Regions from separate parts of the Mus musculus genome. Here regions 1, 3, 4, 5 and 6 are each linked to region 2. A link is a loop called in an ENCODE intact Hi-C map of the cell type or tissue named here. Cell type or tissue: left cerebral cortex. All regions are shown on one strand. Each heading gives the region's core, and the rest is flanking DNA. Links, peaks and the distances in the headings are about the cores only.

Region 1 (5,315 bases), core at 550-4,549, 600 kb after region 2:
AGCTGCCTTCTGATCACTAAAATGTCAGAGACAGAAAAGAAGTCATTTCCACAAGAGAAAAAAAAAGTTAGATATTCTGGGAGTCAAAACTCCCACAGAATTCTTTTTAAATCTGCCGAAGTGTTTCTCCACTGAATGCACACAGGTGACTGCTGTCAGTGGCAGTGGCAGTTAGAGATGCTGTGACAGGCATGTCTGCCAAATAGTCACTTCTCAGGTCTTCTCCAGTTTGTATTTACAAGGAAAACAAGGACTCTTGTTCTTAAAGAGAAAAAAAAAATGAAAAACAACATGCAATCTACATGTTAGCTGCCTGCAGCCATGGGTGAATCAGGAACCTCACTGGATAGTATTGTTCTCATTTCACAAAGTGAGTTTTTAATGTGTCATTCAGCAAGGAAGGTCTCATATGCAGTGCGATATTAAAACACTGCCATGCTTATGATCATAATTGTGTCCAGTAGGAAGGCATTCACAAGTGAATGTCAAACTCTAATCATACCTCCAATTAGGTAAGCATTCTCCTCCCACAGGAAGCCAGGAAGATGCTGAAAGATGAGTGGATAACTTTGCCTTGATCATATCCTGTTCATGAGCCTTGCAGAGATTCCTAAGAATGTTACTATAAAGTATACTTTCATATTTAAGATTGACTTTAAAGTAATATAAAATTTTAAATCATATTGGTGTAAAACATTGAAAAATGCCTCTTTGGTTACTTCAACTGGTTATGTTTGAACAGTTTTACTTAACTATTGTGCTCTCTCTCTCTCTCTCTCTCTCTCTCTCTCTCTCTCTCTCTCTCTCTGTGTGTGTGTGTGTGTGTGTGTGTGTGTGTGTGAGAGAGAGAGAGAGAGAGAGAGAGAGAGAGAGAGAATTATTTGTGTGAACAAATGCATGTGTGTATATGGCAGGTGAATGTGTGTGGAGGAACCAGAGAATAAGTTCAGCTGTTGTGCCTCAAGCATGGTTCATCTCTCAAAGGCCTGGAATTTAACAAGGAGGTGAGGATAGTCAGCTAGTGAGCCCCAGGTATCTGCCTGTCTCTGCCTTTCACAACTAAAATCATAAGCATTAACTACCACACCCAACTTCCTTACATGGGATCTGGCATTGAGCAATGATTTTCAGCATGTAGGCTGTATTTCCTGAAAATAAAAATAAAATAAATCACCCATGTTACTTGGAATGTGGTGTGAGGTTTTCTTCCATTTTAAGAGTCTCCCTAAATTACTTTATACATATAGCTTGATTATAAAGAATGATTTATATTGAGCTATATATGGATAATGCTCTTTAAAGATTTTAATATACCTCTAAAGATACAAAGCTTCATAAGAATGTTAAATTAGGAAAATATTAAAAATTGTAATAACGTAAAATAAGAGAGAGAGGAAATATTGATTCTTTAGATAAAATGGAAAACATTTAATGTCCTAAAAGGATACGCTTAATTACTCTTGGCCTAGTTATGTCACATTGAGCGAGAGTACTATAAATATACAGGTACTCAATAAATGTTATTTTTTCATTAACAATGTTCATTAAGTTACTTGTTATATATTATTTCTGACTGTAAAGTCAGTAAACATTTATTGTCATTTATTGTAATGACATACATAGTTCAATACCAATGATTATGTATAAGTTATTGCAGGAGATGGTAATAGTGACCTATGTGTGTCCAAAGAGCCTGGTTATCAAAGATCTCTTTTGGGAACCAATCTATATCTTCCCCAAACTATAATTTTTTAGCACTTCTAAATCACATAAAATTCTTTTTCCATTAGTTTATGAATAGGACTTTGTCGGCAAGGAGAGAATGTCAGGTCATAATATTTACTACCTAGTTTACTTTCCAGATTGTTTCTCTCAGTGGGGGCTGAAATGATGGCTTCCCTCTAACCCATCACCTTCTTTTGAACTTTAGGGGCATGTACGCACATGTTGTACACTAATAGACATACACACATAGATACATATAAATAAAAATTAAAATGATTTTTTTTTCTTAAAGAAGACTATAGTGTAGAGCCCAAACCTCATACAATTAAAGGCTTTGGGGCTGCTGAGATGGCTCATGGGGGAAGATAGCTTGTCATCAAGCCCAATAATCTAAGTTCTCTTTCTTTTATCTGCATTTTGGGATGAAAAAAACTGACTTTTGCAAGTTTTAATCTGTCATCCTCAAGTACAATGTGTTACACATGCCCCCTTTACACACACACACACACACACACACACACAGAGAGAGAGAGAGAGAGAGAGAGAGAGAGAGAGAGAGAGAGAGAGAGAAAGAGAGAGAGAGAGAGAGAGAGAGGAGAGAGAGTGTTAATATTTATATTATATGAAGCTAGAAGAAGCCAGTTTTCCAAAGATATTGTCAGCATGGCCCCCTAAAAACCACCCGAAGGGGCCAATTAGATAAACTTAAACCATCTTTACATCCTTATAATATAAATTTATTTCTAACTTTACTCATTAGTCAGGATATGGAGGGATAGTTTCTCTATAGATGCTTGGAAATTTACAGAATGACTGTGCTAAAAAGTACCAATATTGCAAAATGAATTTAAGGGGAAGGCTGTAGTTTAGTACAACATCGTTTAAATACCATACCTGAAACCTTGCCATTTTCCTGAATTCTAAAAGAATGACCTTCTGTATGTACAGCCTTCATACAGTTCAGAAGTGATCTCTTGGTGACAAACTCCCCTTCTACCATCTGTTAGCAGCTTACCTAGCACTGTAACTCCCATGACACAAGAAGCACAGCTTTCTCTCTCGGTGGACAGTGGTGTCGGAAACAGTTGCCTAATAAATATGCTGGACTTCTGGGGATCACTCCCCTTTCTGTTCTAATATTCTCTTATAACTCTCATCTACTTAAGTCTTATGAGCATTTTCCAGAGTCCTCCCCCTGCCCTAGACAGTTCTAAATATGTAGCACTTTCTCTATAATTTCACAAAGCTGAGTCATATAAATACTGCTGATTTGAAAATCTTTTGTATTGCAGTATTTTAAAATGTTGTCAGTAAACTGGGGTCAGTCTAATCTACTTCCCCAAAGGAGAGGGAATTTGAAGGGCAAGCCTGGATTTCTACTAGGAACATAAGACCTCAGGCTATCAAGAACTGGCTGTTTAGTCATAGCATGATGGGGTCAGTGGTCTTTTACATATTCTTGACATATTCTATTTTGGAAAGTGACATTAAAGGGTAAGACCCTGGCACAGAGCAATAATCTAGGCTCAGGAAGACATTTTGTTTTTAAGTTCCCAAAGGAAGGAGAAACAAAAATAAGGTAAAATAAGCAATATTTGAAGAAATATTTGCCAAGTGTTTCTAATTAAACAACAGAATTAAATTGTAGATTCAATCATCTCTATGCAACAAGTAAATATAAATGTAAAAAGATGTCATAGTCAAACTGCTAAGAAAAATACAAAATGTTACTAACTCTTCTTTAGAGTGGTAATAATTAACAATAGCAATACTGAGAACTAACTTTTCAATAGAGTATAATAGCCTGAACAGAGTATAGAAACAGCTTTTAAATGCAAAATAAACAAAGAAATACAAAAGCCAAAAATATATGTCCCCCTTGTTATTCACAGCTCAAATCATGTTAAAAATTAAGGAGAAAACAACTCCTTCAGATGGAACATGAAACTGCAAGAAGCAATGGCAAAATAAGAGAAAGTGTGTTGATTCTGTACTTACAGACTGATGGTCTGAGTAAGATAGGCCCTCATAGACTCATACATTGCAATACTTAGTTCACAGTTGTTGGACTACTGGCAAATATTAGAAGGTATGTGACTATGGGTCAGTACATAGCTTTCAAGCAGAAAATCTTGGTAGCTTCAGCCACCTGGCTCTGGCTTTACAGTCAAGAAGAAAAGGGCGCTTAGAAATCTTTCTCTTCATTTAAGTAAAGTCAATGACACCAGGCATTTGTCAAGGCAGTCACTACATGAAGAGTTTGAAAGGCCATTGCATGAAGCTGAGAAGGTGAAACCTGGACTTTGCTGGAGACCCTAAAATGTTGGAGATACCAGAGTCATAAAATACCTGCCAGTGCTAACAGCTCAAGAGATAAAAGTGTTTTTCAGTTCAACAAAGCTGAAAGGAGTTGGAGATCTGAAGAGCACTTTGACATCAGCTTGGAGATAGAGAATTTGGAGTTTGCTTTGGTCAAGCATTTTCTCTTTATGCACCTTTTCTTATTTGAAATGGTCGTGTACATTCTATGTCATGGTATGTTGGAAGAAAATGGTCTGTGTTTTCTTTTTTCCTTTTTTCTATTGTATATGTCCTTTATTTACATTTCAAATGATATATTGTCATTCCACACATAGAAAAAACCACTATATCACCCACTCCTTGTTTCTATGAGAGTGTTTCCCCACCCATACCCCCTCGCCACCCTCACATTCCCCTACACTGAGGTATTGAGCCTTCACAGGATCTAGGGCCTCTCTTCTCATTGATACCTGACAAGGCCATCCTCTGCTACAAGTGCAACTGGAACCATGGGGCCCTTCATGTATACTCCTTGGTTGGTGGCTTAGTTCCTGAGAACCCTGCGGACATGGGGTCAGGGGGAGGGGTTTGGCTAGTTGATATTATTGTTCTTCCTATGGGATTGCAAACCCATTCAGCTCCTTCAGTCCTTTCTCTAGTTCCTCCATTAGGGACCCTGTACTCAGTCCAATGGTTAGCTGCAAGCATCCACCTCTGTATTTGTCAAACTCTGGCAGAGCCTCTCAGGAGACATCTATATCAGGCTCCTGTCAGCATGCACTTCTTGGCATCCACAATAGTGTCTGGGTTTGGTGACTATATATGGGATGGGTCCACAGGTGGGGCAGCAGATGTTGGCAAGGCTGTGGAGAAAGAGGAACACTCCTCCATTGTTGGTGGGATTGCAAGATGGTACAATCATTCTGGAAATGAGTCTGGTGGTTCCTCAGAAAACTGGACATAGTTACTACCTGAGGACCCAGCTATAACACTCCTGAGCATATAACCAAAAGATGCTCCAACATATAACAAGAACACATGCTCCACTATGTTCATAGCAGCCTTATTTATAATAGCCAGAAGCTGGAAACAACCCAGATGTCTTTCAGCAGAGGAATGGATACAGAAAATATGGTGCAATTGCACAACGGAGTACTACTCAGCTATTAAAACAATGATTTTATGAAATTCACAGGCAAATGGATGGAACTAGAAAATATCATCCTGAGTAACCCAATCACAAAAGAACACACATGGTATGCACTCATTGATAACTGGATATTAGTCTA
Region 2 (5,315 bases), core at 401-4,400:
GTGGCACCTCCTCCTCACCCATGTTTCTGGTGTGGCTTGCCCTGGCGAGCCCACGCATGCACTTGAGGAGTGTATGGAACTACATGGAGGATTTGCATCACAGACTGGAAACAAGGACTGCCTCACACCCAGCTCTGCTTATGTTCTCCTTTTAAGGATCATAGCTGCTCCATCTGCAAATATTTCCTAAAGAAAATCCTGCAGATGTGATTAAATCTCAGAAAACAGAAGACTGTACAGTGTGATTTTAGAATGACTCCTGAGTGTCTCCATCTCAGGGTCTTGTAGGGAGCCTTTTCTGGTTGCTATGATTTCAACCTGGACTATTCTCTATACAACAATTACAACAGAGCGGTAGCATTTAAACTATTGGGCTGAAATTCAAGCTCTCCCACCTACTAAACATTTGATGAACAGCAAATTAGTTGATCCTTTCAGGCCTCAGTTTCTTCTTATATCACAGGCAATAATTTTACCTTTATCAAAGTATTCTTCAGTGTTGATCAATTTATTTATTTGCTTATCTAGAAATAGGGTCTTGCTAGGTATCAGATTGGCCTCAGTCTCCCATATGCTGGGATTACAGGTCTGTACCACCATGCTCAGACTGGTAGGATTCTTCCAAAGACTAGATGAGGTAGTTCATGCTTAATAATCACTATGAGAACAGTTAAAATAAAGGAAAATTCCAGACATGTTTCAGTGAACTCTAACCACCTTTTGTCTATGATTTCATGCCAGTGTTAGATGTTTAATCCTAATGGTCAGTACCAAAGGGAGAAAGAATCACTAGCAAACAAGCCTCTTTCTAGCCACGTTTGTCATTGAGCAAAACTGTAAAGGTGCACTCTATTCTCTTCTCTTTTGATAAAAGCAAAGCCTGTTCACTGTAAGTGGCTATTAGAGAGCCAGTCTCTGTAGAGCCCATTCCATGTAATAGGTACTCAAAACTCATTCACACAATAATGGCTTAATATTTTCTGTAGTAAGGAGTGGCGGTAGAAGCCCTAATAAAACACCACATCGGCTTTGGAAACTCTGAATTTTGAAGCAGATGTTTTCTTAACATCCCGTAAATACTCCAATCATCTCAAACTGCCAGGCTTTCACCTTTGTGCAGATTTTAGAAATGTGCCCATTGAGTAATGGTTCTGTCTAATCTGCTTGACATTTATTGGTACTCAAAGAGAAGCAAGGTTAGAAGATGTAGTGGAGCCCATTCTAAATAAATCAGCGAGAGAAAGCACGCTGAATCGCAGGGGGAAATTACAGTGTCCAAATCATTTATACACCGGTGATTACCGTCTCACCTGGGTCCCCTGGATGCCACACAAGAGCCTGTGAAACTAGAGGAGCCATTCATCAACCCCAAGCCTAAGCCCTTACAGCTGCACAGTGAGATCCACTACTGAGGTGGAGACCAGCAGTGATACGGGGCAGGAGTGTGTCAAGAAGGGACAGGCAGGCCTGGAGGGCTTCTGGGACCATTTCTGTATTAAATTAATTGAAGGAGCTCTGGGAAATTACATCTATAGCTGCCTTAGTTCCCTAATAGAAAAATCTCTGCACGTGCATGTGTGTGCGTACAAGTCCGTGCAGTTGCCTGGAGGCCAGAAGTAGGTGTCAGACACCCTGATGCTGCCTTACACTGATAATAGGAAACTCACATCTCCTGGAAGAGCAGAATGTGTGCTCTTAACTGCTAATTCATCTCAACAACACCCTCACACCTACACTCACTCACAGTCACTCACACGTACTCACATACCTTTTAAAATGTCCTCATAAAGTAGAACCAATGTTTGGGGAAGGCAGCCCAGAGTAGACTAGACTTTTACTTGTATTCTGTGGAAACCCTCAATAGATTTAGAGATATGTAGAGTTCTTGGGACTTTGTGTAGGAACTTTTGGTAAATCTATTCTAATTATAGTTGGGTGGTAGAAAATTCTCCCTATGCCAAAATGTTAAACTTATGCAACAATATAACAATTGTTATGCAAATAATTTATGCAACAACTAATTTCAGAAGCTTGGTGTCAGTTTTCATGAATCTGTGTTCATGATTATCTTCATGCTGTGTATTAGACATACTACTAGTTATTTTATATTATTTACTTACGATATTAATTTGATATAGGTCAAGATATATTGTGATATGTTCATTACAGACATGTGATGTATCTAATTTTTCTGAATTGAAACATTCTGTTCTATAGGGAATGAGAAGTAAACTGGTAGAATTCACAAAGCTGAGGAAGATCAGAAAGTTACAAGATTGACAAAGAGCCTCCCCAAGGATACAAAGGCAACAGGAGACATCTGCTGGAGAAGAGGACTTATCAGCTACAGTGCTTTCACGCTGGGCAAGGAAGGAGCATGGGGCCACAGCTTCTTTGAATCGTCTCCCTAGCTGATGTGGGCTCTTGTGATACAGTTGTCAGAGAATCAGCCATGATCCTGTAAGGAACCTCATAGAACTCACTGGCTCACTAAGGTAGTCTTCAGAAGTCTTGCTTCTTTGTTCTTTTATCAGTTCCCTATCTAGGAGGAATTGATATGTGCTCCTGTCAATAAAAAGCATTCAACATACAATTTATTAATATTCTTGTATGTCATAAACTATCACGGATATTATATTTTTGAACTACTTTTGGCAGTGCTGGAGACTGAGCTAGTGCCCCACATATGTCAGGCACACATGAGACCAACAAGTTACCTTTCCATCCTGAGTTTATATTTTTGAAAACCAAATATAAAATCTTAACACAGTTCCTCCTATGTTTTGCCTACTGCCTTTATTGTCATTATAACAAATGGGCATGCTGTGCTGGGATGCTCATTTGAGGACACAAATTCCTTGGAACATCTGCTTCCAGTTGAGATGGAGAATGTTCCCCTGAGACTGAGGCTGTCATCTTAACAGCAAAAATAAATAGCATATCTACAAAACTAATGTTTTTAATCCACCAGAGAGGTCTTAGGGACTCAAAGAAACCTAGATGAATCAAACTCCAAGGCAGACAGTGGGGAATGCCCCATGTGTCCCTTCTCTCCTAGCGGAGAAGCAAATCTGACACTGATTGAGGCAAGCCAGACAAAAATTCCATTACAGAGCATGGGCTAAAAGCAGAATGAGTTCTCAGCAGCTTATAGTTAGAGGCTGGACCAGGGAACACTGAGGATCAGCGCCTCCCATGTTCTCACAGCCCAAGACTGGGCGAAGGGAGTGAGGGTCTCTAGCCCTAGTCTGATTAGATGAACACAATGCTACACGAGAAGGAGACTCAACAGAGTTTACTGTGAACCAGTGCTATACATTGCCAGAAATGATGATGAAGAGGGAAGTCTGCTATGGTGGCCATGGTTTATATAGGACTTTTAGTCTCTATTATGTTTTACCTAAGTAATAATTACATAATAAGTAGTAATAAAAATAAGAACTATAAAGAAATAATATAATCTTACTTGACAGTAATTAAGTCCGTGGATACTTCCAGGTTGTATGGTAAAATGAGGAAACATAAATCAGGACCATAAGAAAAAGGAACAGATGCAGATCAGCCCACAGCTTGGATGTTATAATTCTCTAAGCCAACAGATACATTGAAGGATGTTAACACCACAACATGGTGGAACCATACCAAGCGATCAATGGCAAACATGGACAAAACACATGAATTAGTGGAGTGAGCTACCAGAGAAAGGAAACCACTAAACAAACAAACAAACAAACAAAACAAACAAACAAACTGAGCTGGTGGCTCAGCTGTTAAAAAGCATTTGGGGCTCTTCAAAGAGAAGGAGGTTTGGTTCCCAGCACCCATATCAGACAGCTGACAACTGCAGCTCCAGTGGATTGGATACAATCTTCAGGCTTCTGCAGGTACCAGTACATACACACACACACACACACACACACACACTCTCTCTCTCTCTCTCTCTCTCTGAGTTAAAAAAAAAATCTTAAAACAACTTTTAAAAGTCTTTGTCCAATAGTTTTATCACATTTTTTGAATCGTTTGATTGTAAACTCCTTCCTTGATTTAACTGATGGTATTCCTCTTCCTTGTGTCCAGAATAATATTAAAAATTTTGGCACACTTATGGTATTATGTGCTTATGTTCATAAGTAGGAGTGGGGGCCTGAATGTGCCATTGCATGTGTATGGAGTGTAGAGGATAATCTTACATGTAGGTCCACACCTTTGAGATAAGGGTCTCTGAAGATTTCTTTGATGTTTACCAGGGTAGCTGGCCTTCAAACTTCATGTGATTCTATTGACTCCACCTTCCATCCTGCCATAGTAATGCTGAGAACAAATATGCAAGATACCATAGTGTCTGACTTTTCTGAGTTTTGGAGATTCAAACTCAGGTTCTTAGGTTTATGTGGCAAGTATTTTACACTTGAGCTAACTCCCCAGATCCCTACCTTTTGATTCAGTACCATACATTGTGGTGTTTCCATGTCTGGTACTAGATGTTAAAGCAATTTTTTAAGATTTATTTTTTTAAAATTTTATGTGTATACGTTGGTATTATTATAATAGACATTCTTATGTTTTACTTTCAATCATAATGAAGCTACCTGAAAATAATTTGGTCATCTTGGATTTGGTTTATAACCATGTGTACTGGCTAGTTTTGTGTCAATTTGACACAGCTGGAATTATTATAGAGAAAGGAGCTTCAGTTGAGGAAATGCCTCCATGAGATCCAACTGTAAGGCATTTTCTCAATTAGTGATCAAGGGGGAAAGGCCCCTTGTGGGTGGGACCATCTCTGGGCTGGTAGTCTTGGGTTCTATAAGAGAGCAGGCTGAGCAAGCCAGGGGAAGCAAGCCAGTAAGGAACATCCCTCCATGGCCTCTGCATCAGCTCCTGCTTCCTGACATGCTTGAGTTCCAGTCCTGACTTCCTTGGTGATGAACAGCAGTATGGAAGTGTAAGCCAAATAAACCCTTTCCTCCCCAATTTGCTTCTTGGTCATGATGTTTGTGCAGGAATAGAAACCCTGACTAAGACACCATGCTTTATTTGAGGAGGCCAAAGGGAACATTTCATCTAGAGTTAAGTTTACTGAGGAGAGGCACTTCTTAGTACTTTAAACTAGGGATGAGTGGGCACTGTTTTTAATTCTCAGCAGAGCCAAACTGCAAGCATTTTTAGCACAGTGGATTATGTGATCTCAGCCTTACCTCTCAGTTCTCTCATTGGGGCACAGAAGCAGCCATATAAAAATAAATGGGTAAAGCTGCATTCCACCAAACTTTCTAAAAGTTGTTGGCAGGCTCAATCTGGCTAGTTGCCATGGT
Region 3 (5,315 bases), core at 698-4,697, 440 kb before region 2:
GTCTCTCCTGCATTAGGCCAGGAAATGGGGTCACATTGAACTTTTTAATTTTTTTCAGTTTCTGCCTAGGGAGTTGTCTTTTACACTTCCAGTTTCTAGTTCCCTAAGAAGGCTTCTGATTGGATTAAAATATGTCAGCATTAGGATCCTAGGCTAATCCTTTAGGGCAAGGTAGGAGAGTGGGGTGAACTAGGCCCAGTGTGGTCTCCACCCCCTGCACTAAGTGATTCTTTTGGGATCCTCGTGGATTTGGAGCATCAGAAGGGGGTGGAATTTAGGAATCCAAGGGTCTGTACACTGTTTTCAGAAACAGGGACAGGGGCTCTGACCCGACAAGTGCAATGTTCCCAAGAAAGAGTGGCCCATTTTAAAAAAGGGAGACAGAGAGACCTTTGCAAAGTCTAGATGTATGACTCCCCAGTTGCTGAGAGGACAGTGGCTGTCCCAACTTCACTGATGTGGCCACCAAACAGGTTGAGCCCTGAGCCCAAGCTCAGAAGCCTTGAATAGACCCCCTGTCTCCAAAGCACGAGTTTGCTTTCCTTTCTGCACAGGCCCCGCCCTCCCCTTCCAGAGCGAAGACTCTTGTGGCCTTTGCACACACCTGGGGCAGGGGAAGCCGATTTCTGGTCTGGGACAGGGGACAGCCAGGATCCAAGCTGGGTATGCTGGATGTGCGAGAGTGCTAAAAGAAAAGCCAGGGCTCTAGAGACAAGGAGACACCAGCTGGGTGGCACAGGCCCCACCCTAGTTGGTAGCAAAAGTCGGGGGAGGGGAGGTTCTGGGTCTTTCAATGCAAATATTGTTAACCTAGCCTTGAACATGGTCCGAGTACCCGATGGTCAGTTTGCAAGGTGGGAACAGGAGCCCACACTGTGTACCTGTAAGGAAACATGTAAAACATGACCCACAAAATGTCACCAGAGCTGAGGAGCAGTTTCGTAGAGGCTCTCTGAAGAGAGAACTCTACAGGAAAAAGGGACCTGGAGCTTTCCAGATATTGAGGACAGTATCTTGTGCGTGTTGGAGTGTAGGGGGCGGGATGGGGCAAGGCCTTTCCAACCTCCCCTACCTTGGTGACTGCTGCTAGCTTTGTAATCTGCTCTGCCACGTGGTGTGCGCTTGGAGGTAGGTGGTGGTAGCAGTTATATCGGCCAGAGGAATATTTGGCTAAACATAACATTGAAACCCCCCTCTCCCTAGCCCAGGCCCCCTCTTGACTCGGTGAAGGCGATCCTGATGCGGCTGAGATCCATCCAGCCTGGCCAGGCAGCCGCCGCGCCTCCCCTCCCCCGCTGGACTGTGAGCCCATTTTCGCTCGGCTGGTCTCTGCGCCGCCGGATGGATGGCGCCCCACCCCCCCTCTCCTCTGCTCAGTCATTCAGACTTGGAAAGTCAATAACACGCTGACATCATCAGGGGTTTGTGTATTATTACACGGCTACTTTCCAGAATACCTGGCATTATCTAAGAGAGGAGCACTCGATTGCACCAGCAAGGCCCCGAGCGGAGTCTGCAGCCCCGGGGAGGCGCGGCTGCTGCGGCCAGGCCCTTTTTTTCCACAGGGAGTACCTCCAGGGCACCAATTAGGAACAGATGGTGGCTTCTGCTCTAAAAGCAGATGCACTTTAGATATCGATACAGATTCATTTTGGCTTGGGGGATGTACTCAGAAGTCACCCTCAAGTGACCTCCATTTCTTCTGAAAACACACGTGCCCTGACTTTTGGTCCTTAAAGAGCATTTTCAATGATTCTCACACAGGCAAAAAAAAGAAAGGCATGTGCTCTAACCAGAAGCCAAAGCCTGCCTCTTGATGCTTAGGAGTGGGGGTTGGGAGGCGGGTGTTATGCAATCACCATTGCGGGTGATTAGGGCTTTGCTTTGCCTCCAAGGCTGTTTGGTGGTTGAGTTTCTCTTTAAGCTTACTGCAGGGCAAACGCACAGAAAAACATGGCCCAGATTTATGGTGCAAAACTGCTCTCCGAGTAAATTGCCTTAGCATTCTGTTTCGGTTCTGGAGCAGAGAAGAGTAGATGGATTTGGGGTTAATTAAGATCTCTTTATCATAAGTTCCGGGGGTTACTTTGCCTAGAGTGAGGGGTTTATTTATTTATTTAGGTTTCTTTCTTTCTTTTTAAAAGTTTATTCGTTTAAGTAGTTTACTTCTCTCCCCCTTGCTGTGAAGGGTACATGAAAGGAGCTTTGATACTAATTAATTGTATAGATGGCTGCCACTTTGTTTTAGAGAACACATTCACATATTAAAGACAATACATCCAATAACTCACGCAACATGGTGCCTTTTCTGAATAGCCAAACAGGCTATTTATTTACAGACACAGGACTGGTCTCCTTTAAGTTCTCTTCAGTATTTTTAATTGGAAAAAAAATAATGGCAGCCAGCCCTAATTTGGAGAATGACAAGGGGAAGGGCTGGCCCTCCTTCGCCTGATCTCACCCCCCCCCCCCCGCCCCCCCTTGCTCCCGGCAGGGAGCTGCCTGATCTAAAGTCCTTAAGTTTCCCCTGGAGGAAGCAGAGCAGACAGCCTCTCACTAGTAAGGGTTTCTCTTCCTGCAGCCAGTCCTTTCAGAACCTTAGGGCAACTTCCCCCTAAATGCTTTGACAGAGAGCAATCTGAAGCTGCCATTTCTCAAATCCAGCCACAGCTGGGATGCACAAAGCTAGGAGTCAGGGCAAAAAAATCTCCAAGATGGCCCCCTGATAGCCCTCCCTAGAAGTGTCTGAAATGGTGAGACGTGCAGAAAAGTGGAACTTATGGGGTCAGGAAGAAAATGAACCCTCATTTTGGGGCCTAGTTGAAACCTCTAGCCAGCCGAAAGCAAGATTTTTTTTCTTTTTAAAGTTAAAATTTGCTGTGAAAGTTGCTGTCATACAAACAATATTCCTGTGTATGTGTCTGAAGGCCCAACATGTGAAGGTCACAGGGCAACCTCAAGTGTCCTTCTTCACCAGGTGATCCCCAGTTTTTGCTTGAGATGGGGGTTTCTCAGGTTTTTTGTTGTTTTTGTGTATGGGTGTTTCTATGTATGTATGTATGTATGTATGTATGTATGTATGTATGTATGTATGTGCAAGGGTCTATTGTGGTCAGGAGAAGATGTTTGATCGACTGAAGCTGGAGTTTTCAGTGGTTGAAAGCTCCCAGATATAGGTACTAGGGACTCATCTCTGGTCTTCAGCAAATGCAGCAAAGGCACTTGCGTCCTACCTCTAGCTTCTGGTCTGCTCCCTGAAGTAGGCCAGGTTAGATGGCCAGAGGGTCCGCCCACCTGCCTGCTCCTACCTCCCATTTTGCCATCCTGCAGGTTTCATGGTAATGCCTGACTTTCTGTGTAGGTTCTAGGGAATCAAGCTCAGGTCCTCACACTTGTGAGGCAAGTGCTATACTGACCGAGCCCTCTCCCCACCCCAAAGATTCTTTTCACATAGAAATACTTTGCCAAATTAGCAATGAATCATGCTTAAGTCCTAAGCTTACATTATCTTGAGGATGGCTTGATTTTTCTCTACAGAATATTGTTTGGAACGCTTACAAACAAGACTGTTAAAGCTGGTGAGACAGCTCAGTGGGTAGCGACGTGGGGGTGGGGCTTTGCAAGCCTGGAGATCTGAGTTCCATCCCCAGAACCCATGTGGAAGGAGAGAACCAACTCCGGACTTCTTCTTTTACCTATACATGCACAGCCTGGGATGTGAACCTTTATACATATATCGTGGAGATATATGATAATACATTTCTAGAAGTAAAAGATGTTAATTTGGTTTGCAGTGGAAATATCCTTTCTTCTAATATCCCAGTAACTCAGGGTTTATGTTAATCTTATCCATTGTAATCCTGTCATAAGGTGCCCAGGAACCATTCTGGGATCTCATCTAAATTCCTTGAAATAAATAAGATTTATTTAAATCATGCAACCATTTATATATATGTGTGTGTGTGTATATATACATATATATATATATACATACATATATGTGTGTATATATGTGTGTGTACATACATATATATATACATACATACATATATGTGATATATGCACACACATACACACACACACACAATGACATATATATCATATATATGACTATTCTAAGGCAATAATGTAGGCTCTTCTTCGAGGAGCCCATATCCATAAGCAAGCTCTGTTGTATCTTATTCCCCCAACCCCGAAGTGCTTGTCTTTTCTGTTGTTAAAGAATATCCAACTCCATTTCCTATTGGCCCCTCTTGAAATTTTTTTCTGCACGATCTAGTTTTACCTAAGTCTGACTCTCTGAAAGAGTAGGTTAGAACGGAGTCTCCTTTGACTCTGGACAGTGTAGACAGTACATGTATTTCCCCTTTACCTAGCCTTGGACTACTTATTTAGGGGTTTCCCACAGCTTAACAACGAGAAGTTCTGACCTTGTGCCAGGCCTCTTTGGTTTTTCAGGGTGGAGAGTCTCTTAAACCAGGTATGTCTAAACAAAGTCTATGCTAAAGAACCACACAACCAAAAATATAAGTAATCAAATGTAGTCTCCCCTCCCCCAGCCTGAAACCTGCTTGCTCAGGGGTGGAGCTTCCTGCTCATTTGTTCTGTCACGCCCACTGCTGGACCATGCCGCTTTGCTGTTGGTGCCACCACGTGTTCACCCTACTACTGGACCCCGAGATTATTCGGCGGGAATCGGGTCCCCTCCCCCTTCCTTCATAATTGAGTGTTGCAACAGTAACAACTGAGCTTTGATCAGAATGACTGTCTTAGCTACATTTCTTTCTCTCACCACCTAGCCCCTCTTCTCTTCCAGGTTTCCAAAATGCCTTTCCAGACAAAAACCCAGGTTGTGATCCGCTGGCCGGACACAACAATCAAATCAAATCAATCAATCAATCAATCAATCAATCAAAATAAGTTTATGATTTGGTGCTGGGATGCATTCTGTTACCCTCTGCTACATGTGGCCCCTTGAAGTGGGTTGGACATGTCGAATAGCACGGTTATTTGCTAGCTCATCTGATCCCCCTGTCTTTGCTTGAGCCCCTCCTGGCCACAGCTGGATGATAAAAGACTAATTGTTGGACAAGGATGCACTCCATCCATCTGGTTCTGGGTGATGATTTTCTGTACCTGGCAATCACCTTCTTACTCTCGATTCCGGCCTGTTTAGAGGGACACAAGCTAGAAGCTGGTTTGTGCAGAACCTACCACAGGAAGTCATTCCTCCCCGTGTTCTGTTTGGAGCATCTATGGTCAGGAGTGACTCTGGTATTTCTCTATTTTCTTTGGAAAACAGAGGTTTCCCTCTG
Region 4 (5,315 bases), core at 531-4,530, 580 kb before region 2:
CCGCAGCAATCCCGCGAGCCGCGGCCGCTCCGATCCCCGGAGGCGGCCGGCAGCTGCGGGAGCTCGGCGCGGGCTCCACATGGACTCCGCGTTCAAAGTGCCGCACACTTGGATGCGCGTAAACACGCCCGCTCCGGAGCGTACCTGGAAAGGTGCTTCGCCTGCCGTGAGCGAGTTCTAGGATGGGACCCGGAGCACCGCGCGTGGGGAGACGCGCAGCGCGCACGGCGAGAGGGGTTTGGTGAAAACGCAAAGCTGAAATTGAAGTTGTGCGCCCAAATGTGCGACTTGTCTGCGGGTCTTTTGGGAAGGTTTGATGGATCAGTTCTCATTGCGCGAAAATAAAGCCATAGACAGAATGAATGTTCACTAAGTGTGCACCGCGGTGTGATATCCACGGGAGTTTATATTATCTACTTTCTGCATGCGTCTGGCACGTGAAGGCGGTTTCTGAAGTACAGTTTGGCTGCCCAATAATGTCAAAATGTGGCTGCCGGAGCGCCGAGGATTTTTAAAATACTGCGGTGACCTTCCTGAGCCTTTCAGAAACCTGGGCTGTAAGAGGCACCCTTCCTTTTAATTCTAGCATATATCTTGAAACTCTGCTTTTTTGTTACTATCTTTAAAAATACTTTGCAACCTTCTTTGGTGAAAGGTTCTAGTTTCAAGTTGTCAAAACATTTGGAAACGTGTATTCCTGTCAAGCAGTGGTCTTCCTTTAGTGCTTCAAAGATAAATTTTCAAACAAAGTATCATTTGAAGTAACTTTCACAGCTATAGACTGTGCAGCCTAACAAACTCCGAGACTAGATTAGATTTGGTTCAGCCAAGGTCAATGACTCTCCCCTGTTGGCCCCTCCCTGGAGGCGGTTACCTATTTTGACAGGCGTAGCTGGAAGGTGGAAAGGCACCAAAGAAAGTCTATGGAGTTGCAAACGCCCTTTCTACCAGAAAAGTTCAAAGCTTGAGCCTGGGTGTCCCCGGAGCTATTGTCACTTGTGAAAGAGGGAATGTTAGATTAAACAATGTCACCTGATGGGAATGTAGATTATACTGGGTTTCCAAAACACTTCTGTCCAGTTAAGGGAAACAGCACTGAGGAAGCCAAAGACGAGGCCTGCCTCCGTCCTTCAGCTGCCCAGAGCATTTAGTATCTTACCATTGTGTAAGAGCTGTCCACTTACGGTATGCTGTTTGCTCAACATAAACCTCACACTGCAATGCAGGTTCTTTGTCCGAAACGCCCATTAAAATGGTGGGATGGGTGGGGAAAGCTGGTTCCCAGCCCTGGACCTAGACAACAGCTACAAGAAAATCAAGCCACACTTTGAGTGGCTAAGGATGCTCACCAGTCTTTACAGTCAGCGACAAGCAAGTGATTCCTAGCCTCCCAGGAGACATCTCTTCCAAAGACCACCCTCCTTCCAGCCAGAAGCTCTTAGACTCTGAGCTAGCTTCCTCAAGGTGGTCTCTGTGCACGGGACAACGAGGGTGAGAATCTGTTCGTTTGTTAGGTGCACTGTCTTAGGACAGAAACCACTTTATTTGAATGTCATGACAGAAGCCGCCAAAGTTGGGGACCTGTACCTTAAACTTGCTCCAGTAAAGTGCCCTTCAAGCTTTTGGGGTTTTGTTGTTGTTTTGTTTTTATTCTGGTTTGCTTGTTGTTTGGAAGTTTTGAGGTTTTGCATTCATGGTTTATTTGATCTTTTTTTTGGGGGGGGGGGTTGGTTGGTTGGTTTTGAGAGGATTTTCCTGGATAGCTCATCCAGATCTCAAAGCCTTGGCAATCCTCCGACCTCACCCTCCCAGAAGCTAGGAGGATCTCTTACCATCATTAAACAGTAATTGGCCTTGAAGGTCAGCAGATTGACATGCCACCTGCTGGGGTTCCTACTCTAAAACAAGAGTGGAGTCAGGAACCTGAGACAAATGAGACCCTTGAGGCCCAACTTTAATCCCAGCATGTGGGAGGCAGAAGCAGGCAGATGTCTGGGTTGCAGTCTGTTCTACATGGTAGACCAAGCCAGGCAAGGCTACATACCCTGATCCACAAATAAAGAAGGTAAGTGCCAAATCCTGAAGGTTGTCCTCTGACCTCACACTTGTCACTCACACATCCTTAATACACACACAATCAACAGAGTCCTAACATTTAGATGTTCTCCTTACACACACACACACACACACACACACACACACACAAAGCCTAAATGTGAAAAATGCTTGAGCCTCCCTGCTAAGGGAATTAGCTGAGCCTTATGTTTTGTTTTTTCTAATCTTTCATATAAAGTGTGTGTGTGTGTGTGTGTGTGTGTGTGTGTGTGTGTGTAAAACAAAACTTTTCCATTAAACACTCATCTATTCATCCCCGAAAGGGAACCCACAACAAACCAAAGTACAGATACCAACAAATTCCAAGTTGGTGACCAATGAGTTTTATTGGGGTTCTATACAGGTAAAGAAATGACTCAAAGACAGCCGCATCACCAAAGCCCACCCTAACATGGGTGACAGGTCACAAAGCTGGGAACCTGGAGCACACTGTGTGCAGACAGCTCAACAGGCTAAAGAGTGTCCTTTCTGTGTACCTCAATTGTTGTAAACCTCTTCCAGGCAGCTCAGCTGGTCTCTGCTTCTCCCAGACAGCTGGTCTGGTCTCAGAGTCTGGTGTACAGCTTTTCTCGTCTCATAGTCTTAGCAACTGAGCTTCCCTTTCTAGGAGAGAGACTCTCAGCTTTTATTTCCCTATGAATCTGGTCAGTTTTAGGAAGTTCTTAAAGATAGTAGTTTTGTTTACTTCCCTGCTTGAGCTTAGGGCTGGACGGAGTTTTTTAATGTCAAAGAGACTGTTACACAACTCCGTGTGTGTGTGTGTGTGTGTGTGTGTGTGTGTGTGTGTGTGTGTGTTGAAGTTGGAGTTATAGTCAGTTATAACCCACCCAACAAGAGCGCTAGGAAGCAAACTTTGCTTCTCTGCAAGAGCAGCAAGTACTCTTAACCCCTGAAATATTTCTTCAGAATCTGCATCTTAGAGACTCAGAGAAATGGGCTGCACACAAGTGTAGAATGAAATGTTTGTCACATCAGCCTTTAGCCGTTCCAACATTTCCAGCACAAAACCAAAGGCAAAATTCAAGCAATAATTAGACCTAGACAAATTCTCGAAAAAATGTTACCAATTTTCAGTGGTTTAAATATAAATGTTAAGATTCTAGAAAGGACAGGTTGTTATTACTAAGAAGTTGTACAGGGAAGGGGCACATTAAGAAACATCTCTTAGTAATCCAGTTGGTAAAATGGTTGCCTTGCTCCTAGGAACCATCTCCAGCACTGCCTAACGCAAAGCTGGTGCTCTACACTCATAATCCAAGAACCCCAGAAGTAGAAACAGGAGGAGCGGAAGCTCAAATCGTCTTCTGCTATGTAAGGAGTTCAAGAACAGTCTGAGCCATTTGAGTTAGAGAGAGACAGACACAGAGAGAAGTTTTAGGGCCTAAGAGATTGCTCATCTGGTAAAGATAACTATTATCAAGCCTGAAAAAATCATCACTATTTTCATTCTCTCTCTTTCTCTTTCTCTTTCTCTTTCTCTTTCTCTTTCTCTCTCTCTCTCTCTCACTCGCTCGCTCTCGCTCACGCTCTCTCTCTCACACACACACAGACTTTCTTGCTAAACAAATTGTGACGTCTTGCTCTGATAATACTTTACCCAAGGAACATATAGCAAGATCTTAAGCACTGTGATGCTTTAAAATGTTTATATTGTGTAGCCCATATAATTAAAATATTACAAGAACAGTATGCAGCTGCTTAGAACCACAAGTTTTGGCCTAGTGCTTTAACGCACACCTTTCATTCACCTTAGCCCTGAGTGGCTCATCCTTGCCCAGCTTCTGTAGGCATCCTTCCGGTGCACTGACAGGTTTCTGTTTCCTTCTGCCTCCTGCAGTTCTTCTGAGGTTCTTGGGCTCCCAGACTATGTTGTCAAGACTAACGAGCAGCTTGACCGCAGCTCAGCACCTGAGCTGCTCTCTCCATCTGTGTAGGGTGTACATACACTTTGTGACTTTTTCTCACCAGCCTGACTTTGTCACAGTGTTCCTTGACCTATGATCAGATCCCATAGGTGTTGGTCCTGATATGGTCTCTCAAACCCACCAGGCTACACGAGGAAAAGCCTGCTACTTCATCTCCCTTGTTCTTGGAGACAGTCACTCTACCCCTGTGGAGGATCTTCTTTTCCCTCGCTAGAGCCCCTAAAATGGCTATGCACCAGTGCACCGTACCTGTCTTTGCCCAATCCAGAGGCATCCCACTTATCTTTCTGCAGTAAATAAACCTCCCTTGTGCTGAGAATCTGGTATTTGGCTATGTTCTGTTCTGAGTAGTGTCCACTTCAATTAGATCAATGGACATTCCATTTCATTACAAATAATAAAATTAGATTGAAAAAGATATTATTAAAAAATGGTACTCAGGGAGACTGAGGCAGGAGAATTGGCACAATTTCAAAGTCAGCTTGTTACATAGGGAGTGCCATGCCAGCCTGGTCTGCTTAGCTAAGATCCTGTATCAAGAAAGAAAGGCCACCTTTGATCCTAGCACTTGGAAGACAGAGGCAGACGAATCTCTTGAGATTGAGGACAGCTTTGTGTGCATACAAATCAAGTTCCAGGACAGCAGCCCTGTCTTCAAGAACCAAAAGAAGAAAGGGGGCTAAAAAGGCAGCTTATCAGTTTAGAAACCATGCCAAGTAGTTCACAACCACCTTTAACTTCAGTTCCAGGAAACATACACATATAATTGTTAAAATAATAAAACTCTTGAAAGAGAAAATCACACATAAACTATCCATATCTCTCAGAATATGGAAGTAGCTGGTTGTATCCTGTTTGTGATTCAGTCAGAGCAGAAAGCCAACCATACATAGCAAATTGTCTTACCAACCATCTACCTTTATTGACAGTCTTGTACTGTTCTGGCAGCATGTAAACCCTCATACTGTGTTGACAGTTTTGCTATTCATTCAACAAGTATTTATCAAATGCTTAGTGTAAGAAAACATCAGAAGCTGTTTACAGTGAACCAAACAGCCCCTATGCTTTATGGAGTTTATATTTCAGTCTTGGACTAAGGGGAGAAGGAGGGAAGAGTATAAAAACTTTCAAAAAATATATCCAAGTTGAACAATTGAAGCTTTTTTGGCTCTGTTGGGAGAGAGCTTACCTAGAGTGTATGTAGTCAGGGTTTGATCCTCAACACTACATAAAGTAAGTGAAGGTAGATCAGATGTCCAGGTCATTCTAATTGAA
Region 5 (5,315 bases), core at 711-4,710, 700 kb before region 2:
GGATGCTGTGTAGTGAACTCCACAGGCAATGTTTTTATTCCTCACAGCAGCCCAGGAAAAAGGATCATGATGCAGCTTCACTTTTCTGTGGTGGTTTCTCGCCAACTTATTTCCTACAACAACTCTTGTTTGTCAACAAAGAGTCTGCATTGAATTAGACTATTTAATGGCTATCACTGCAATGGTGCAAGATTTTCCAGCTCAGGAGTTATAAGGAGGAAAGTGCTTGTTATAGTAAAATCACCACTAAAAGATTTCTTTTACTTGGACCTCCTATGAACCCCCCGCCCCCGCCCCCAAAGGCCGTTTACATTTTGATACCACTTAAAGCAGGTCGTGAAACTGCTTATGAAAGTGCCAAGTGCTGGCTTTTCCCGAATCCTTCATCTCCCTTTTAAAAGTGTTCACTGAAAATATGAGTCTCAGCCAGTTCCTGTCTCCTTCCCCAGCACTACCCAACTGATTAAGAGCCTGGGCGTTGCTGATGGAAACAGCCACGGCTGCCCCTGAGAAAGCCTGAGAAGCACCAAGAACTTCATTCCATGCTTCACGAGAGTCAAACCCCAGAAGAAAATGAGGAACGGTCATAGCAACACAGATACAATGAGCAGACTCAGGAAAACAAGTAGACAATATAAGACATTTCTAGTACTGTGACAAATTCATGCTTGAACGAACTCAAGTCTGCTTCAGTGATTAGCAGGAAAGAAAAAAATATTACTTTCAAATATATTCTTGATAGAGCTTGGCTGAATGTTCATTTACCTTATCTACGCCAGCACTTAGGATGAAATTTCCTTTCTTATTCCATTTTAATGCAAATATAGGACCTTTATGCTGCCCCAAGGTGCTGGCAAGATTACCTAAATTAAAAACAAACAAACACACACATTAAAATTACTTCAAACTTTTAAATTTAGAACATCAATAAAGTTAGAAAATGTCATACCATCTTTAGTCCATATTCTGGCAAATCCATCATATGACCCAGTTGCTAGAAGTGTACCTTCACTCTGGCAGAGAAACACATTTTGTTTATTACACAACTCAAAAGGCCATTTAATTACTACACACATGTTGCCTGTTTAAGTCCCAGGCACAAAAGACCCTGATCTATGTGTAAGTGCCAACAAAGGCTGGCAAACCCCCACCCCCTAATGAAGGCGGTGTTCTCGGACAGGCCAATCCCAGTGTGTGCACCGGCAGGAAGTGCTGTGGAGCAGGACTGCAGTCCCTATGCAGAACATTTTCACAGGTGACCATGAGTGAGGATGGGGCAAGTGTAGACCAGGAAGGACAACATAAAAATGATACCATGAGAATGCTTTTTATAAGAAGTAAAAAGCAAAGCCTACAATTCACTCCTAAATTCTGATTAGGATTTTAGGAATATGGGGCCAGATTGAAGCTAAAATTGGGATCTAATTTCAAGATTATATAATGCCAAGTCCTCAAATGTCTTCATTCACAGACCATTTATGCAAGAACAAAACACTCACATTCCAATCTAGAGACGTGACATCCTTGTTACTGGGCACGTCCTGCCCTCCTTCCCGTATGCAGTGTCTAAGCACGAGCTGCGTAGGGCCACTCGTGCTGTTCTCACTGAGGTTCCAGATTCTTGCCGTGGAGTCTCCAGACCTTCAGAGTCAAAAAATCGGCTTAAGTCTTCATATAAGCAAGCATTCCAGAACCCAAGCCATACATTTAACACCTGAATAAGAAGTAGACTACCAGATATAAACATTTCTAATATTTCTCTTTTAGAGCTCCTACCAAGTAATAATACTAACCTACTAAGGTAAAATGACCGGAAAGTGAAATCTATGTAGCAGTCCTTTTGTTGAGGTATTCTTAGATGCCATTGTCATGCTGCACGTGACATAATCCCAGGACACAGTGCATCAACAAGGCAAGGTTACAGAGTAAATCCTGTCTAAAACAACAAAATACTCAACAGCTAGAAAGCTCTTTGAAAAACCTACCCTGATGCCAGGAGATCACTAACAGGGTTCCAGGCACAGATGAAAACTTCAGATTCATGGCCCCGAAGCACAACCGCTTTATTGGAAGGGATTTCCACATCCCCATCTACTTCCATCATGTCAGTGTGATTATCTGCAGCATGAGAAGTAGCAGTTCTGTCAGAAGGTAAGCACATTTCTAGCAAGTATGGCTGTACTAGTTTTAAAAGTGTGAGTGTTTATGCCCAGAGAATGTGTATGTGGAAGTGGTAAAAAAAAGAAAGGGGGAAAAAGGGCTATACCTCAGCATGGCTGAATTAAACAGCCTGTAACAATACTATTCTGAGTTCTGCCAGTAGGGGTTGCTGATATCATTTCTATAGCATGAGTCATCTTTATTGCTCACCATCAGAGCCTTGCTGGATGTTTATAACAGGGACTACTAGAAATTTTACTTAGAAATCAACTGCAGATGCAATGTTCACTTAAGAGTAGAAAGGGGTTTCAGAAACATTTAGGAACAAACAAACATTCAGTGTATTTAGCTTTTTAGAATCTTAGGTAGAAAATATGAACTGTGTGATGCACTATACTGCCTGTTTTTGTGTGTCAACTTGACACAGCTGGAATTATCACTCAGAAAGGAGCTTCAGTTGAGGAAATGCCTCCATGAGATCCAACTGTAAGGCATTTTCTCAACTGGTGATCAAGGGGGGAAAGCCCACTGTGGGTGGTGCCATCCCTGGGCTGGTAGTCTTGGGTTCTATAAGAGAGCAGGCTGAGCAAGCCAGTAAAGAACATCCCTCCATGGCCTCTGCATCAGCTCCTGCTTCCTGATCTGCTTGAGTTCCAGTCCTGACTTCCTTGGTGATGAACAGCAGTATGGAAGTGTAAGCTGAATAAACTCTTTCCTCCCCAACTTGCTTCTTGGTCATGATGTTTGTGCAGGAATAGAAACCCTGACTAAGCGAAGCATGTTGGGGGGTAAAGACAAACACTGGCTATCAGTACAGCTCTAAGGATGGGGCAATGGAGAACAGTAGTGTGTGCTGAGCATCTCCAAGCATTCTCGGCTCACTTGCGATGGTATGTGCTCCATTCTCCTCCCCATTTGCTGTATTCTCTCCATTTTTTGCAGATCCTTGCTGGTTAGTGGCGGCAGCAGCGGCAGCGGCTGCGGCTGCATGCTGCTGTGCAAGCTTGTCTCTGTAGGCTTGTTGTCTTGTTTGGACTACATCGGGCATAACAGCATCTATCAGGGACAGAGACTCGATGGGTCGACCATCAAATAAGGTGCCATCCTGGGGTTGGAAAACCGGGAAAGAAAAATGAGATGTAGTCATGAGGTTAACAAACATTCCATTAACAAAATGAACAACTTCATTCTAAGGAAACCGTGAACGTGAGCAAGAAGGAGGAAGGGGGCAAGAATGACAAAGATGCAAACAGCCACCAACTGTCACTGAGGTCCTGCTGAACTCTGCACAAAGACAAACCAATACAAGAGGCCATTCACAAAAGCTTAAAGATAATAAAATGATAATGTATAACATCCAGGTAAGAAAAGCTGTTAGTAAAAAACACTGACCAATATGAATATGTCATACCACGGGATCCAGGCCTTGGAATAAAGGAAAGCACCTGTACTGACCGGGAGCAGATCTTGACCTTACTGGTTTTCTCTAAACATTACAGGATGATCATACACAGAAGTCATCTAGATGTGTGTGATACACAAACTTGACATTAGGAGTAAATGAAGGGACCCACAGATAATGCTAACTGTGGCAATGTGGTAACCCACCGCTGAGGATACCAAAAGGGAACTGGACTACTTTAAACAGCTAAAATCTTTTCATTTACTTTTACAAAAAAAAAGGGGGGGGGGGGGAGGGCATGTGTTTACCTCTACATATTCCGGCCATACACTAAACATTGTAGCTACAACAAAGTTCTACTCAGAAAGAACATGCAGTGTGTGCTTATGAATGCTTTAAAGGCTGTAAGGTCCTTGTTACAGCGCCTCATGTTCCCAGCAGCTACCCAGTGACAGTCCAGAACTAAATGAGCTCGGCTGTGCTACAAAGCTAATTTATAGAATCAGGGAGCAGGTAAGATGGCCTCAGGCACAAGTAGCATGCCAACACCAGAAATAAACACACTACTTCCACATGAACCTTGGACACGAAGCTCTGAGAATCAATGTTGGCATCAATTATAAATAAATTGGCTTCCAACATCAGGGTACATGAAACTAACAGTGTTTTTTTATGTCCTTGCCATCAGTTTGTTCTTAGTACTCTCCAGCCAAATTACTTATGTGTTAAACATGATTTCCTTTGCTTACATACATACACACACACACACACACACACACACACACACACACACACGCAGAGGAATAGTCTACAGAAATTATCCGCTGGTATGAAGACCAGTACAGTTATGAAGAATAATTTTAATCTGTCTGAACCCATGAAGTCAAGGTCAGATACTCAATAAACAACCACATTTAAGAATCAGAATCAGTGTTTGAAATGGAACTCATCTGCCTTACCTCATTTATGCTAACTTCTGCCTCTACATACTGCAGGCCTTTCTGGATGATAGAGATGAGTGCAGCGGGTGGAACCAGGGCACCATTTATGTTGGACTGACTTATATGGCTCTCTATACCAAAGGTAAACGCAGAATGAGAAAATCCTAAAAGCAAAGGAAACACTGTGAGAACTTATGTTGCTAGTAACATCACATTAAATTACAAACAGAAAAAACTTTGTTATCTTTTATAATTACATATCATCACTTGACGGTGTAAATGGACAACTAAGAAATGATTGAAAATAAAAATATTAAAAGAGAAACTTGCCAGCCTTTTACTTTCCCTTGCTCTCGGCTACTGTACATGTGGCTTCTAATGGGTTGCATGTCTTCAGGTTTTCTAACTGTACAACAGTAATACAACTTTCCTCAAGAAAATGCATCAAATGCCAAACCCTGAGAAGCTGTGAGCTACAACACACTTCACCTGCCTCATGAGACAAAAGCAAACCAAGATTCATGCGACACATCATAGTTCTGTGGCATATTGAAAAAAAAAAAAAAAAAGACTTAGGAAATAAATCCAAACTAGAAAACAACACAAACAAGACAAAATAACGCAGCCTGGGGCAGCCGATGTGAGTGGGCCAGCAGTGCCTGCCTACCATGCATTTAGATTCTGGGAGCAACACTGCCAAGCTGTGTGCAATGGTGCACACCCATACTGCCAGCACGCAGAAGTGAACAGGTGGGAAGATCGGACTTCAAGATTATCTTTGACTACGTAAGAGCAACCTGGGCTGTATGAAA
Region 6 (5,315 bases), core at 526-4,525, 150 kb before region 2:
GAAGAGTCCCTTTACATACCAATGACACTAGACAGTAGTAATAAAGGCTTAATGCAGGCACCAACTCAACCTCTCTATGTTCAGTGAGCTGTGTAGATGGTGTCTTCAGCAGTGGAGTCCCATTGTCAGTTTTCAGAGAGTGATTCTTTGTCCTAGCTCCAGTCTGGGTTGTTAGACATCTCCATGGGACCCCTTCGCCTAACAACTTAACCAAATGCAATCCAGTCCTACCACTGGAAATCTTGCTTGACTTCAAAAGATGGCCATTCCAGACTCTAGACATTTGCACAAAATTTTCAAAGAACTAATAGAACAAATTAAAAATAAGTGGAAATAGGAAAAGCCTTGAATCGGGGCAAGGAAGAGCCCTCGATTACCTCTCACCTCTCATAGCTGCTCTGAATTGCATTGACTCCAAGTGTGATGTCATGTTCTTTATACTGCTTGACAAGTAAATCATTCTGCGCCTGGCAAAAGAATCATCATTCTGCACAGTGATACACTGATTACCTCATAATTTCACACCAGAGGTACATTGATTGCCATTCATTATCATATAGCATAATGGAAAAACTTCAAATACGATTTTAAATTATTAAGCTCTATAAATCTAATTATCTTAATTATTTGTATGTGTTTTGACATGAGTAAACATGCATGCAAGTGTTTTTAGAGAGCATAGGAGGGCAGTGGATTCCTTTACAGCTGGAGCTACAGGCAGATGAGGGCTGGTGCTGAGAACTGAACTTGTCTTAATTATTGATCACTTTCCCAGCCCCAAACTGCTGTTATTTAACAAAGTAGAAATTAGAAAAGAATGGGTATAGAAACATCAAATTCTTGTTTCATATTTGGGAGAAGCAGTCTTCTTAAATAGGTGATCAAAAATCATATGAAAATCTTCTCAAATTCTGGACCCACAAGGGCAACAGGAATTTAATCAGAGGTTTTGTTTTGTGAATTTGATATTGACACACAGAAATGGTCGAATGGGTTGATTAAGAGGCAATGGTACAATTCGTGTGACCCAGGTACATATTTCTTGGTCAAGTAGAGATGTGTTTAGCTCACCACAAGAATAGAGAATAGAATATTCTAGAATGAAAAGGGAGTCTAAGTTATCCTCACACATACAGTGAGTTGTGGTTAAAAGGTTTTTAAGTGAAAAGACCACTCTATTTTACCAGAAAACTTGGAAATATATTAAAATGACCAATTTCAGAACAAAACGAAACACAACACCTTAGCCAGCGATCCAAAATGGTCTTTTCTCTTTGGAAACTATTCTGAGTTTGAGAAGTTAAATGAATTTATGAATGGATACATTTATAATATTGAATGGATGGAAACAATATCTACCTAAGCGAAATAAATCAGAGCTTTGGGGAATTGAAAAATAATTTTATTGTGGCATTTGTGATGTGACTTTCCTTAGACTTTGTTCTTTTGTTCTTTGAAGGTCAGGACCCTTGCTTCCCTCTCCCTGGTGAAGAGAGCTGTAGACCTCTTCCCTTTAGAAAACCTTTCTGAGCGTGAGGCGCCACTTCCTGAGTATTGTTTCTTCAGGTTTAAGTTGCTGCTTCCCTTCTGGGGCACGGTGCAAAAGGAAACTGAAATATTTAATCTTTTAAAGTCAAATTCAAACAATCCCACCTTAAAATAGCAGAGCTCCCTTTAAGCCGATCTGCACACAGACAGAAAGGGCATGCGTGCTGCACTTTGATCAAAAGGATGAAGAGCCTTCATGTGGGCTGTGAGAAAGGCAGCTGGGGAGTCTCACTGATACTTTTTATTTCTGTCTCTTCTTTCTTCCTTGTCCAGCCTTTTCTTCCCCCTCCCCCTATTTTTTGGAAACCTGTAGGAACAAACCTTTTCCCTTTCCATATGACTCTTCTATTATTTGGATACACCCTGATGAAGCTGCCAGCATTATCCTGATAACTCTTTGTCCACAACTGAAATCAAGCCCAGGCAATATTCGTTGCAAAAACTCTCTAGAGAAAAGGCAGAGTTAGTGGCTGAAAATGGATGCCGCTGTCCAGGTTCAACCCAGAGATTATAAAAGTGTCATGAAGACACTGAGATTCACATATTGCCTTCCCCTGAATGGTGACCGCAATGACAGGAACTGGACAGGTGGCATCATTACACATAATCTTTACCTCTGAAGTAAAATGAGAAAGAACCTCATGCAGCATGTTTGGGCACGTTACCAATAGCTGGCAACATCAGCAGTCATGCTTGACAAATGCAAGATGGCTTTAGGCTTGCTTGTCACAGCTTGAGCATTAAAAATATATCTCGTGGGCTGGGGAGCGGCTCAGTGGGTATAGCTTGATAACCTGAATAAGGTTTCCTGGAACCAATGCAAAAAGCCAGACACAGTCCTGCAAGCCGCTGTGGGCAAGTGCAAGGTGGAGACAGTTGGCAGTTTGCCTGTCATTCACCCTTGTCTCAAACCAGGTGGCAGATGAAGACTGATACAAAGGTTGTCTTCTGACACATGCACTGTGATGTATACACTGTGGCAAACACTCTACTGAACTCACAAACACACATGTGAACAGACTTCTGCATGTGTATATGATACAATTTTATGAAATATAATCATACCATATATGCATATGTAGGTATTATATTTGAATATATATTAAGCCTTGGTGACTGGGGTACAGCAAGTTCTGTCTCTCACTGACAGGTTAAACAGGTTCTTTTTTTTTTTTTTTAATGTGTTGAAGGTATATAAATTAAAGGGGCTGTGGTGACAGCTATAACTTTTCCTATTTCATGTGGCCTCTCTACAATATTATCCTTAAAGAATGCGTTTGCCCTTGGTAACATTTCAAATTTGGGGGTTGCTCTAAATCCAGCTTTTCAGCTCCTGTTGAAAAAACTAGAAGTGTATATCTTCCAATAAAAATGATTGGTTAGACTTGGGAGATAAGGCCCAACTGGATGAGGGCAGAACTAACTAGATGACCTCACGTTACTTTCCTGAACTCTGGCCTGCCTGACCTAAGAGTATGTTTGAGTTTGTACCCCAGTAGCAAATAGCATCTGAGCATCCTTCACCTCTATTAAATTGTGTTATTTTGCAATCAAACTTTCTGGGCCAGGGAGATGGCTCTAGGGTAAAGAGCTTGTCCTGTAAGCATGATGATTTGAGCTTGGTCCTCAGAACCTATATGAGAAAGTCTTGTTCAGCAGCATGTTTGTCATCTCAGCACCTGGAGGCAGAGGCGGACATGTCTCCCCGGACTGAATTGATGGGTCCTTGACCAAATGAGAGACCCTGGCTTCAAGAAACATGACAAATGTCACATGTGGAGTGATCCTTGAGGTTGAGGCTAAGCTTTGGTCACACAGACAAACATATAACTTTGGAGGGTCCTGTTGTTAGAACAACTGGCTAAAGATCCAGTATGGAATTAAAGTTCCAGCTTTGCTTTCCTTATGGTAAGGCTGGCTTCTCTTCCCACGCCTTTCAGGAAGACTGTACACCCTACCCTCTAACTTAGTGCCTTTTTATTCCTCTGTTCCTGGAACTGTTTCTACACTGCTGCTTCCTGCACTCCACGTCCCGCCTCCTTTCATATACTTGTCCCTGCAGGCCTACCTGTCTGAAGGAATGTGGGGCGATGTCATTGTGGAAGTACAACTTCCTTCTTTCTCTCTTCCTTTCTTTTTCAAATTTCCTATCTATTTGCAAAAAAACAGAACAAAAGCTTTAAGTTTTTTTATGAGTCTAAGTGGGCATGGTATTTATTTTGTCAATTTATGGCTGCTCACTGGAATTCTGTGAGGCTGATCCTTGGGCCAAACTTAGATTCAAATTGTTCACAGGCTATCATAGGTGAAAGTATCTTCCAGCCAAGAGTACAGAGCTGATGTCCTCATCACAACACACTGCACAGCAGCTGCTTAGATATATGCCTAATCCCTTAAATGCATTGTTCTTAATCATTTTTTTTGCAATTAAATTTCCCAGCATAATTCCTTATACATATTAATGGGATTGGTTCTGATATTTTTATACATGCATACAGTATGACTTAGTCATATAACCATGCTTCTTATGCGCTCAGAACCCTTTCGTGTGTGTGTGTGTGTGTGTGTGTGTGTGTATGTCTGTTACTTTTGTTTTGTTTTTCAACTATGAGGTATTGTACATTCACCCATTGTACTAAACATTTCAGAAAGCAGCAAGGACATATGTATCATCCCATAACCCACAAGCGATCAGCATTAACTGATTAATTTCCATAATTTTTACACTTAAGACCCAGGATGGAAGCGGAATGATCATAAGAGCCACAAGTCCAGAACATCTACTGAAAAATAATCTTTCCTGAAGAGGGATGAAGAGTGGAAGGGAAGGATGGAGGGAGGGAGAGAGAACACAAATTTTGGAAGGGAATGGTAGGAAGGAATGGGTCTTGGAGGAATTGTTGATGAATATGATCAAGATACATTGCATGAAAATCTCAAAGATTTAATAGAAATTATATATGATTTTAAAATAACTGTCCAGATAAATTTTGTCTTTGTAAAATTATTCCTTTTATATAATAGAACTGCATTAGTTTCTTTCTCCTTTTTCTCCCTTCAAACCTTCCCATGTCACCCTCTTTGATTTCTTTCAAATTCATGGCTTCCATTTTGATTATTGTTGCATATATTCCTAAATATACAAATGCAACCTGCTCAGTCTATATAATGTTACTTGTTTATAGTTTTTAGAACTGATAATTTGGTATTGGATAACTGGTAATTTGAATATACTTGCCCCATGGGAAGTGGCATTTAGGAGGTATCCTTACTGGAGAAGGTGTAGCCTTGTTAGAGGAAGTGTGTCACTGTGGAGGCAGGGCTTTGAGATCACATATATATATGCTCAAGTCTGGCCAGTGTGATACAGATGCTCCTCCTGGTGTCTCTGGAAGATAGCATCCTCTGTCTGCCTTCAGATCAAAATGTAGAACTCTATTCTTTTAGTACCATGTCTGCCTGGATACTATTTTGCTTTCCACCATGATGATAATGGACTGAACCTCTGAAACTGTAAGCCAGCCCCTTATAATAGTTGCCTTGATCATGGTGTCTCTTCACAGCAATGAAAACTCCAACTAGACAATAAAAAAAGACTTCTGGGTCTTTCCTCCGTCCACGTTAGCATGTTCATTGTTATGCTTGCTCAGCTCCTGTTTAGATAGTCATGTTGATGTGACATTTTTGGTATAGCTTTTGACATTTGTACAAGATACAATCTCAAAATAGATTCCCTGATTCCCTGGTTCTTAGAAACTTTTAGCTGC

Evidence for each region. A loop is a pair of places that touch in the nucleus more often than their neighbours do. Peaks named below come from ENCODE experiments on the same cell type or tissue, not always from the same donor. Only the 100,000 strongest peaks of a DNase experiment are listed, where the experiment ranks them.
Region 1: a loop joins it to region 2, with 2.8 times the contacts of the local background. A loop is called at or near these places in 2 of 42 quality-filtered maps.
Region 3: it touches region 2 in a loop (4-fold over the local background); 9 of 42 quality-filtered maps call a loop at or near these places.
Region 4: a loop joins it to region 2, with 2.9 times the contacts of the local background. A loop is called at or near these places in 9 of 42 quality-filtered maps.
Region 5: a loop joins it to region 2, with 4 times the contacts of the local background. A loop is called at or near these places in 2 of 42 quality-filtered maps.
Region 6: a loop joins it to region 2, with 2.1 times the contacts of the local background. A loop is called at or near these places in 2 of 42 quality-filtered maps.

Annotation. Positions count from the first base shown.
Region 1 is chr3:20,887,938-20,893,252 of GRCm38, reverse strand. No RefSeq gene overlaps it. Among named protein-coding and RNA genes, the nearest start is that of Gm31552, 68 kb to the right of the region's middle. In left cerebral cortex, for the core only: no CTCF peak of the experiment used is centred there; a DNase peak (open chromatin) is centred at 2,854; H3K27ac peaks cover 160 bases.
Region 2 is chr3:21,489,616-21,494,930 of GRCm38, reverse strand. Gm31610 (a long non-coding RNA gene) reads left to right here and starts at 5,275. Exons shown (of 5, transcript XR_880697.3): 1 at 5,275-5,315. In left cerebral cortex, for the core only: a CTCF peak has its summit at 2,319; no DNase peak of the experiment used is centred there.
Region 3 is chr3:21,932,188-21,937,502 of GRCm38, reverse strand. All of the region lies in intron 3 of Gm31813 (a long non-coding RNA gene), which reads left to right. Among named protein-coding and RNA genes, the nearest start is that of Gm31813, 30 kb to the left of the region's middle. In left cerebral cortex, for the core only: a CTCF peak has its summit at 2,535; DNase peaks (open chromatin) are centred at 1,411, 1,825 and 2,544; H3K4me3 peaks cover 1,346 bases; H3K27ac peaks cover 2,312 bases.
Region 4 is chr3:22,070,719-22,076,033 of GRCm38, reverse strand. No RefSeq gene overlaps it. Among named protein-coding and RNA genes, the nearest start is that of Tbl1xr1, 3.3 kb to the left of the region's middle. In left cerebral cortex, for the core only: no CTCF peak of the experiment used is centred there; DNase peaks (open chromatin) are centred at 1,074 and 2,671; H3K4me3 peaks cover 871 bases; H3K27ac peaks cover 864 bases.
Region 5 is chr3:22,187,718-22,193,032 of GRCm38, reverse strand. It overlaps Tbl1xr1 (transducin (beta)-like 1X-linked receptor 1), which reads right to left. Exons shown (of 16, transcript NM_030732.3): 4 at 4,522-4,667; 5 at 3,043-3,265; 6 at 1,986-2,118; 7 at 1,500-1,641; 8 at 950-1,013; 9 at 766-863. Among named protein-coding and RNA genes, the nearest start is that of Tbl1xr1, 110 kb to the right of the region's middle. In left cerebral cortex, for the core only: a CTCF peak has its summit at 2,326 (motif pointing right); DNase peaks (open chromatin) are centred at 1,502 and 2,327; H3K27ac peaks cover 300 bases.
Region 6 is chr3:21,636,085-21,641,399 of GRCm38, reverse strand. No RefSeq gene overlaps it. Among named protein-coding and RNA genes, the nearest start is that of Gm31693, 64 kb to the left of the region's middle. In left cerebral cortex, for the core only: no CTCF peak of the experiment used is centred there; a DNase peak (open chromatin) is centred at 2,300.